Linked DNA regions of Homo sapiens: region 2 is linked to region 1. A link is a loop called in an ENCODE intact Hi-C map of the cell type or tissue named here. Cell type or tissue: PC-9. All regions are shown on one strand. Each heading gives the region's core, and the rest is flanking DNA. Links, peaks and the distances in the headings are about the cores only.

Evidence for each region. Peaks named below come from ENCODE experiments on the same cell type or tissue, not always from the same donor. Only the 100,000 strongest peaks of a DNase experiment are listed, where the experiment ranks them.
Region 2: it touches region 1 in a loop (5-fold over the local background); 2 of 110 quality-filtered maps call a loop at or near these places.

Annotation. Positions count from the first base shown.
Region 1 is chr18:44,339,486-44,344,871 of GRCh38, forward strand. The region is part of intron 2 of LINC01478 (long intergenic non-protein coding RNA 1478); the gene reads right to left. It overlaps LOC124904291 (a long non-coding RNA gene), which reads left to right and starts at 1,850. Exons shown (of 2, transcript XR_007066348.1): 1 at 1,850-2,034; 2 at 2,238-3,545. RefSeq lists an enhancer at 1,640-2,839. In PC-9, for the core only: no CTCF peak of the experiment used is centred there; DNase peaks (open chromatin) are centred at 2,496, 2,866 and 3,666; H3K4me3 peaks cover 606 bases; H3K27ac peaks cover 3,111 bases.
Region 2 is chr18:44,649,390-44,654,775 of GRCh38, forward strand. No RefSeq gene overlaps it. Among named protein-coding and RNA genes, the nearest start is that of SETBP1-DT, 28 kb to the right of the region's middle. In PC-9, for the core only: no CTCF peak of the experiment used is centred there; a DNase peak (open chromatin) is centred at 2,272; H3K27ac peaks cover 2,423 bases.

The DNA of each region.
Region 1 (5,386 bases), core at 163-5,162:
AAGGGATTCTGATGCCTTCAGTATGTCAGTTGCATTTTACAACTCCAGAATTTTTGCTTGATTCTTTTTAATGATTTCAATCTCTTTGTTAAATATATCTAATTGAATTATGAATTCCTTTTCTGTGTTATCTTAATTTTTTTTGTCTTTTTTAAAAATCTCAATAGTTTGGGGGAACATGTGGTGTTTGGTTACATGGATAATTTCTTTATGGTGGTTTCTGAGATTTTGGTGCACCTATTACCCAAGCAGTGTACACTGTACTAAATGTGTAGTCTTTTAACCTTTCCCCCTCCACTCTTCCCCCCGAGTCCCCAGAGTTCATTTTATAATTCTTATACCTTTGTGTCCTCATAACTTAGCTCTCATTCACAAGTGAGAACACACAATGTTGGTTTTCTATTTTTAAGTTACCTCACTTAGAATAATGGTCTCCAACTCCATCCAGATTGCTGCAAATGTCATTATCTCATTCTTTTTTATGGTTGAGTAGTATTCCATGGTGTGTGTGTGTGTGTGTGTGTGTGTATCATATTTTCTTTATCCACTTGTTGATTGATAGGCATTTGGGCTGGTTTCATATTTTTACAATTGTGAATTGTGCCACTATAAACATGCATATGCAAGTGTCTTTTTTATATAATGACTTATTTTCCTCTGGGTAGATATCCAGTAGTGAAATTGCTGGATCAAATGGTAGATCTACTTTTAGTTCTTTAAGAAGTCTCCATACTGTTTTCCATATTGGTTGTGCTAGTTCACATTCCCACCAGCAGTGTAAAAGCATTCCCTTTTCTCCACATCCATGCCAACATCTATTATTTTTTAATTTTTTGATTATGGCCATTCTTACAGGAGTAAGGTGATATCTCATTGTGGTTTTGATTTGTACTTCCCTGATAAAGAGTGATGTTAAGCATTTCCCATATACTTTTTGGTGATTTGTATATCTTCTTTTGAGAGTATCTATTCATGTCCTTATCCCAATTTTTGATGGGATTATTTGGGTTTTTTTGCTGACTTGTTTGAGTTCCTTGTAGATTCTGGTAATTAGTCCTTTTTTAATGCATAGTTTGTGAAAATTCTCTCCCACTCTGTGGGTTGTTTATTTTCTCTGCTTGTTATTTCTTTTGCTGTGCAGAAGCTTTTTAGTTTAATTAACTCCCATCTATTTATCTTTGTTGCATTTGTTTTTGGGTTCTTCGTCATAAACTCTTTGCCTAAGCCAATGTCTAGAAGAGTTTTTCTGATATCTTCTAGAAATTTTATGTTTTCAGGTCTTAGGTTTAAGTCTTTGATCCATCTTGAGTTGATTTTTGTATAAGGTGAGACATAAGGATCCAATTTTATTCTTCCACACGTGGCTTGCCAGTTATCTCAGCATCATTTGTTGAATAGGGGGGCCTTTTCCCAGTTTATGTTTTTTTTGTTTGTTTGTTTTGTTGTTGTTTTTTTTTTTTTTTTTTTGCTCTTTTGAAGATCAGTTGACTGCGAGTATTCAAATAGCATATCAAAAAAATTATCCACCATGATCAAGTGGGTTTCATACCAGAAATGCAGGCATGGTTTAACATATGCAAGTCAATAAATGTGATACACCACATAAACAGAATTAAAAACAAAAATCATATGATTACCTCAATAGAGCTGCATAAAAAGCATTTGACAAAATCCAGCATCGTTTTATGATTAAAACCTTCTGTAAAATCGGCATAGAAGGGACATACTTTAAGGTAATAAAGCCATCTATGATAAACTCATAGTCAACATTATACTTAGTGGGGAAAAGTTGAAAGTGACAGAAACAGAAACTCTTGTTCTCTTCCTTTAATTTCTCCCAAACAAACAGAGTCTCTCTCTATCTGCTGAGCTGCCTGAAGCTAGACATAAACACCTCTGTGGCCACTACCACTGAGACTGCACTGGGTCAGAACTGAAGCCAACACAGCACTTGGTCTCACCCAAAGCCCAGTGTAACCACTACCTGGCTACTGCTTCTGTTTGCTCAAGGCCCTAGGACTCTATAATCAGCAGGTAACAAAACCAACCAGGCTTGTCTTTTTCATCAGGTTAGTGAGTTTCCTCAGTCCCCGGGTGGGTCCACAGGTACTGTCTGGAAGCCAGGGACTGGAATCAAAGATCTTAGAAATCTGCCTGGTGTTCTATTGTATTGAGGCTAAGGTGTCACTCAAACCATGAGATAATATTTTTCCTACTCTTCCCTCCCTTTTCCCCAGGCAGAGGAGCCTTTCCTCGTGGCCACCACCACCAGAGACTCAAGAGAGGTACTACCAGGCTATCACAGATATTCACTTAAAGACCACAAGGGCTCTTCAGTCAGCCTGTGGTGAAGCCATCAGGCCTGCGACTCACCCTTCAGGGCAATGGGTTCCCCTTTGGCCCAGAACATGTTGAGAAATGCCACCCAAGAGCCAAGGCCTAGAATCAGGGAAGTCAATAGCCCTCTTTGTGCTCTACCCAATGTGGCCAAGCTGGTGCCTGAAGCCAGCATATCTCAGAGACTCACCCAAGGCCCATGACTAACTATGTAGGTATTGCTGCTGGTTCTTCAAGGCCCAAGGGCATTTTTGTCAGCAGGTGATTAATCCTGCCAGACTGGCTTCTTTCCTTAAGGTAGCAAGTTCTCATCTGGTCTAGGGTATGTCTAGATATGTTGTTCAGGAGCTAGGGCCTGGAATGGGGGACTCATGACTCTTCCCAGTGCCCTATCCTAATATGACTGACCTGGTAACCAAGATGCAAGACAAAGTCCCCCTTACTCTTCTTTCCCTCCTCCTCTCCTCAAGTAAAATAAAGGAGTCATTTTTGTTGCTGCAAGCTGTGCTGCCTGGGTTTGTCGAGGGAGAGGCACAAGCATTCCCTTAGTCACCCTGGCTGATGTCCCATATCCACTAGCTCTGAGCCCAGTATGCTGCTAGGACTTTTTAGAAATTGCAAGTCCTTGTAGCCTAGACTGCATTTCAAGCGTATTTAGGACCCCAGAGCCCCTTAGCCCTCATGGGCAAGGCTTCCCAAAACTCAAATTCAACCACTGGGATGGCTAACTCCCCTCTGGCTAAAGCTGGTCTAAACGATCCCCCCTCCATGTGTAGGCATCAGCTGAGTTTAGCCATGTTTTCCTTTCTGCTGTGACAGAGCAGCACTTCATTCACCACACTCTCCCTCACCCAAACACATAGATTCTCCTTGCCACATGGCCACTGTTGGGAGTATGGAAGAAGGGTGGCATCAGTAATTTAAGGCTGTTTTCCCTACCCTCTTCAGTGCCTCTTTTAGTGATATGAAGTTAAAACCAGGTATTGTGATACCTCACATAATTTTTCATTCTTGTGTATGTGCTTTTTTGTGTAGATGTTATATTGGTGTTCCTATGGGAGGGATGATCAATGAAGGCTTCTATTAGGCCATCTTGCTCTGTCCTCTCCATCTAGATATGTTTAGATACACAGATATTTAACATTGTGTTAAAATTGCATACACTATAAACTCCACTTAAAACTGATTAAAGTCTCATTCTTGTCAAATAAATAAATAAATAAATAAATAAAATTGCCTACACTGGTCAGTGCAGCAACATGCTATACAGGTTTGTGGCCTGGGAGCAATCGGCTATGTTATATAGCCTAAGTATGTGGTAGGCTGTACCATCTCAGTTTACGTAAAGTACACTCTATAATGTTTGCACAGCAATGAAATCACCTAACAATGTATTCCTTAAAGTGTATCCCTGTCATTAAGCAATACACAATTGTACACTTGTGTTTTTTGAAGACATCCCACTTTTGCTTTAGTAATATTTGCACATCTTTTCTGAAAGTTAAGTTGGCACTTATTATAATCCTCATTTTGTAAATGAAAAAAAAATGAGAGCCAGAGCATTTTTAGGTTTTGTCTATGGCCACATAGTTAGCAGGTTCTGAGAATCCAAGTGTTTTGACTCTTGGCTAAAAGTGCTTTCTGGCTCCAAACTTTATTTTTCAAATTTAGTAAAAACAAACTAGAAAGTAGTGAGATAAATGTGACATAATCATTCAAGAAGTCAGTGATGAAAGCCCTTAGGCTTTCAAAAAATAACAGAAAGAAATACACAGAGAGAAACCCCCTACAGAGCCAGTTCTTATTGAAATCCACAGAAGGAGCATTATCTCCATTCCCCCTACTCCCAATTTCAGACTCTTCCCTCTTCCTAGCCTGCAGACACACCAGTATGAAACACTCTTCTTCTTCTGCCAAAATTTGGAATGAAAGAGACTGTAGTTCCTCTCTAGGGCAAGACAACTCCAAAATGAGTGTGGTTATCTTGTTGTCTCTAAAAGCCAAGAGATATGCAAAGTGTGGGGTAATGTCAGAAGGACATACAAATTGACTTTTAGGGAAGCTTACTGGCCAAAAATAGGGGCCAAACATAACTATCTAAATAGTAATAACTTCAATGAATTGAAACACATCAAAACATTAAAAATACATGTGTTCATGATCTTTTAAAAATTCTCATCAAAGTTGGGGTTTTCACAGGAACTAACTCATTATTCTGAAAATTGGAAAATATCATGTATTTACTCTGCGTGGATTGTATTTCAGTGAAACCAGAAAGAGAATAATAAAAAGTTATTCTTTGTAGTATAAATACAGCTTATAAATGAAGTAAGATTGTTATATAATTTTTTTCCTAATGAAATAATAGCTGGAGGCATGGCTTACACCTGTAATTCCAGCCAGTTGGGAAGCAGAAGTGAAAGGATCACTTGAGACTATGAGTTTGAGACCAGCCTGGGCAAAAGAAAGACCCTACCTCAACAAAAATAGAAAGAAAATAAAGAAACAGTGGATCTAGGTATTAGTCATGAATGGCTGTTTAACCCTTCAGATGAAAGCTAATTGGGACCTTCATTTAAAAATGAATTCCACTTTCATCATTGAAATCTACTGTTACTAAAGGTAGGAAAAGAAAATATTTCATTTCTTTTGATATAATGCAATATGAAGCATACAGTACCATCTCTGCCTTGCTCTTGCTGGAGTAAAAAAATAATAATAATAAGCTTTTATCTTGCTAAGGCTTTAGATCCAACTGCCAGTTTTCAGGAAAAAATGAAGCTTAGAAAAACATGTTAAATGATAACCACAAAGAGTTAGCCAAATACAATGTGGGAAATTCTATATGACAAATGACCCAGATTTTTGAATAACTAACTGGCATTTGGAAGAAAACGATACAGAATACAGGGTCAGTTTTAGCTTGTTAAAAGTTAAAAAGACTTTAGGGGGATATTAAACAATAATGCATAAAATTTGTTTGGAACCTGATTTAAACAGATATTTCTGTGAAAATTAAGGAAAATTTAAAACAGACTTGTATTAAGTG
Region 2 (5,386 bases), core at 153-5,152, 310 kb after region 1:
AAATGAAATTCAGAATCAAACAAAATGAAAAATGCATTCAAAGCAAAATACAATTTAAATACATATATAGGTATAATATATATATATACATATATATAAATAAAACTATGTTTTAAAAGGAAGAAAATTATAACACAAAACCTAAGATAAATATTACCTTGGATGGGGGAGACCAAGTGAGGGAGGAAGGGCCGACATAGGGCTATGACATTCTCTGATACATTTAATCATATTCCAGTTCTCAGATTGGGTTGTAGGCATATGGTGGTCATAATAAATGAATTACTAAGTAAGTAAATAAGCCAAGAAATACTATTCTGCTATTTTTGTTTTTTCATTCAACAAGCTTTTTGGTTTTTGTTTTTTTTTTCTGAGACAGAGTCTCACTTGGTCACCCAGGCTGGAGTGCAGTGGCACAATCTCGGCACACCGGAACCTCTGCCTCCCGGGTTCAAGTGATTCTCCTGCCTCAGCCTCCTGAGTCACTGGAACTACAGGCACATGCCACCATGCCTGGCGAATTTTTGTATTTTAGTAGAGACAGGTTTTTGCCATGTTGGCCAGGCTGGTCTATGAACTCCTGACCTCAGGTCATCTGCCCGCCTCGGCCTCCCAAAGTGCTGGGATTACAGGCATGAACCACCGCACCCGGCCTCAACAAGCTTTTAATAGGTATCTACTATGTGCCAGACATACAGCTGAAAACAAGACATAAGCCATCCTTTGTGGAACTGCCATCCTTATTTAGGAAACATAAACTAAAGGAATAACAAATAGATGTATTATAAAATGTCAGGTCGTGCTAACTCCTGTGATGCAAAAGGAAGCAAGACAGTGGGCCAGAGAAGACATGGGGGCAATCTTAAATGGGGTGATCAGGGAAGGACTCGCTGCAGAGGTGGCCTTTGAGCAGAGACCTGAGTGGAGGGAGGAAGTCAGCCATGTGCGTGTCTGAGAGAATTGTGTTCCAGGCAGAGAGAGCATCAAGGAAAAGGACTCTGGGCCAGAAACCCGCTAAGCATCTTTGAAGAACAGCGAGAAGGTCAGTGAGGGTGGAGTGAACAAAAATGATCGTAAATAAATAAGAGGTAACCGGGGCCAGTTGGAGAAGGGTCTGGTAGGCTGAGATGAGGACTTTAGGTTGTTTTCTAACCTACTGTTTCCTTTTCAATAGGAAGCCATTGGAGGGCCTTGAGCAGGCAACTAACAAAACTGCCTTACTTTTCAAAAGCACCTTCCCAGCTACTGTGTGCAAACAGACTGTTGAGGGTCAAAATCAGGCCAACCCAATCTCTTCACGCACTGTTGTATGTAGCTCTCTTCCAATCCTGGCAGCCTATGGCCAGATCTCAAACTAAAATTGCTTTCAATATGTGTATGAACAAATGTCTGTCTCTCTCTCTCTCTCTCTTTCTCTCTGTCCTTGCAAGAACTTTTATAAACATATGTATATGAATTTTATGTGTATGTTACAGCTTCAGATGATACACTAAAGATCTGGAAGCTGTTGAAAATGCATAAAGCACTTAACCTGCATATAAGTGTGTCATGTACTTTGAGGGTTAAAAATTAATTACACTTTATTCTAAAAACAGAGGCATTAGCACATGAAAATATTTCACTAATTGAAGGTATGAGCTTGTGAAATGAATGCATGTTTATGAAAAGCAATCTCATTTTATTTACTGGGAGCCTCTGCATGAGGCAAGTCCTCTTGGCCAATCAAATGCATCAACTTCATGCATAGGCCGATAGACAAAAATACAACTTGTAGATAGGTCACTATGTTTTTACTCCGTGGTAGACAAATCTATCTGGAAGCACAAAATGACACTAATCCCATACCTGTCATGGTATTCCCTGGGTTTTCTCTCATTGGGTGAAACATATTTTTTAATGATGGGGTACACAAACACTTATGAAGAAGTTGTTTCTGTGTTTGTAGATCATCCTTGGGAATCGCTATATCACAGTATTACACAAATCTACAAATTATTTCCAAGACTTAATTTGCCCAGGGTTATCTTCCTCAATGCTAGAAGTCTCGTGAGCAATTTAGGTCTTATATTACTTTGCAGCAAATATTCCCATTCATTTCAGAGATATTCCTCCCTTCTCAAATTTCCACTCACTCCTACCGATAATCTGCCAAACTCTCTACAGGGTTCCAAGTTTTGAGAACCCAGATAAAGGCCCTTTGCATACCTGCCACTCCCAAGGCCCAGCTAAAGTCCTATCAGTCCCAGGAGATCGTTGGTTATCTTTCTCTACAAATGCCTGCGGAATTAGTCACCAGTGCTACTCAGTCTCGCATTTAGTTTTAGTGTTGTTGTTTCACTCTTGCGTAAGGCCAAAAGTTTTGGCACAGTTTGATGCTAAATTGTCACTTTTTTTTTTACATTTTTATTTTATTTCATCAGGTTCTTAAGAAAGTGCTGAACGCACAGAAGATAATAAGGCATCTGGACTGGAATATGTAAAATTACTTAGATTAAGCGAGTAAACCTGTTTAGTCCTTTGGAAATTATGGAATCTATACGAACAACACAATGTCTTGTTAAAAATACTAATATTAACTGAAGCTAAATTCTGGACAAGCTGCTACTAATAATTCTAATTAATAAATGTCAACAAAGTAGGCTGGAGTACCAAGTGGGCAGTCTGTAACATCTTTGGAATTTAGCAGGCATGGACTCTGCATTGCCACATTGCCCTGAGTCCCTGGGACCCCTCCAGGAGACCTGGCCTCTGGGCTCTGCTGAGCCTGCTCTAGGGAGGACTGTTCTCTTATCTTCAGGCAGGATTTGGCTGTGCATGTCTTCTTTATCTGTGAATGTTCATTATTTCTATTTGTACCTGAGCCTATATTTATGGATAATCTATTGAAGGAGGAAATATGGCTCAGGTGAGTGGGAATGACAGGGCTGTATTTAATGGCTACAGCAAATAACCTTCTAACGGCCGAAAGAGTGTCATATCTCACGGTTATGATGTCTTCAAAAGGTGATATTTCTGGCTGTGTCATCATAGCTGTGAAAAGCATTTTCTCAGCATCTAAGAAAAATGGGAAGACCGTGGGGTGATGGAGGTGCACTCAAGACAGGCTGGTATTAATCACACGAGCTCAGCCTCAACTTTTGTCTACATTTAAAGAAAGAAATTTGGGGTTGGGGGAAGGGTGGGTAGAAAAGATACAGACTTTCCAGTTTTTGAGGTGGGTGTTTTAGAGATATGTGACAGAGACCTTGTCTTAGGAAAATAGCTTAGGAGAGCTAATTTTCTGTGAAGGTTCTCACTCCCCTTCTGCACAGCCCTGTTTTTCCAACTTCTGGTTCCAAGTCTATCACCTTATCCCACCTGCCAACCCTATGAAACCTCCTTATGTCTCCAACCCACTTAAAATGTGAACCGAGTTTCTCCCAATATACTTGGAATCATACTGGATGTTATGAGGACACAGGAATTACACGACATAATTCTGACCTTTTGCCTCTGGTGAGACTTCCTCCAGAGACACAAATCACACAGAGGCACATACTTTACTTACACTGTAACCCTCACAAGACGATGCTCACTGCATAATGTCACGATGAATTTATGTTCTCTATTTTTGTGTATAGGGTTGACTCTGAGAGTTATAGCATAATACTGGGATTACTTAGGACTCCAGATTTGCCCTCCTGCCTCCACCAATGCAGCTACTAAAAATATGTTTTCTTTCTTTCCACCTTGCTACCTTCAAGACCTAACTCACGTCTCACCTCTCTCATGAATCTAGTCCATGTTACTATCTGCCTTTTTTTAAAACATTTTTGCTAATAGTGTCTTAGATTTGTCTATTCCCTAATTTTTGACCCATATTTTAGCACCATGTTGGTTACACAAAGGTCTCTTGTTCACTGATTATTTCATGTAGTTTATCACTGAAAACATTAGAAGCAAGGAAATACTATAGAGTTCTTTGTACCTCATGGTGTTTAGCCCAAATTAGATTCAGTTAAACTTTCTTTGATTGTAAATTTTGATTTCCAGTTAATGTCCTAAGTTTCTGTCTTTCTTAACCACACTCTGAATTAGCCATCTCATTATAGTAAACATTAATATATCAATATAGACAAAGAAGCTTTTATTCTCCCTATTTGCCACAAATAAGGAAACTGAGGCTTAGAATAATATTTTTTGTCCAAAGTCACATATGGTGGCACATAGGAAATTGTTCTTTCAGTGCACAGATTTTTCTCATGGAAAATATACAACATTATAAGGGTATAAGAAAGTGAATGTGGATGACCTCATGTAGCTAATTTCTAGACTATAGTACCAATTTGCATGCATATCACAGAGAAAAGGTCTCAACCACAGGAAAGAGTAGGGCTTAGGACAGTGTCCAGCACACGGAAAGCATTCAAGAAATGTTTTACAGCTGGGCACGGTGGCTCACGCCTGTAATCCCAGCACTTTGGGAGGCCGAGGCGGGCGGATCACGAGACCACCCTGGTTGACCATCCTGGCCAACACGGTGAAACCCCGTCTCTACTAAAAATACAAAAAAAAAATTAGCCAGGCATGGTGGCAGGTGCCTGTAATCCCAGTTACTTGGGAGGCTGAGGCAGGAGAATCACTTGAACCCCAGAGGCAGAGGTTGCAGTGAGCCAAGATCGCACCATTGCACTCCAGCCTGGTCAGAAAGAGCGAAACTCCATCTCAAAAACAAACAAACAAACAATTTTCCATTATATGTTACTTATTATTATTATTATACATTTATTATATCAGAATCATCTGAGAAGCTTTTTTTTTCAAAATCCAAAAACCTGTCCTTCAAGGGCATAATTGAATAAATCAAAAATAAAGAGAAAGACATAGAAATGTGCAAAAATACTTTGAATTGAATAAGTCTCCAGATGATTCAGATACATCTCCCTTTTCCTGCCCACCAGTGCCTCCAACACACATATGACCCCTACCATCAAATCAAGAACCCCAAAGAATATGGGTCAGTACAGTTGGCCCTTCATATCCACAGGTTTCACATCCAGCTGCAGATGGAAACTCACAGATACAGAGGTCCCACGGCCCTATGCCATTGATTCTGGTGTCTGCTGGGGTTTCTGGAACCAATCCCCTACAAATACAGAGGGCAAACCGTGCTCAGTTCTTCAAGTAGAATTTAATCAACAAGCATGATTTGATTCTTTGTTATTATTTTGTTAGTATGATGATAATAAAAATGACTGGTCTCTTTCCAGTATAAACAAGTTTCTTAGATACGGTTCTGTAATTTTTCTGGCTAGTAGCCACAGTAGTGGCATGACTACAGAGAGACTAGGGCATGCCATATAATAAAGAAGGAATGTTGACACAAAAGAGCACAGCTACCTATGTC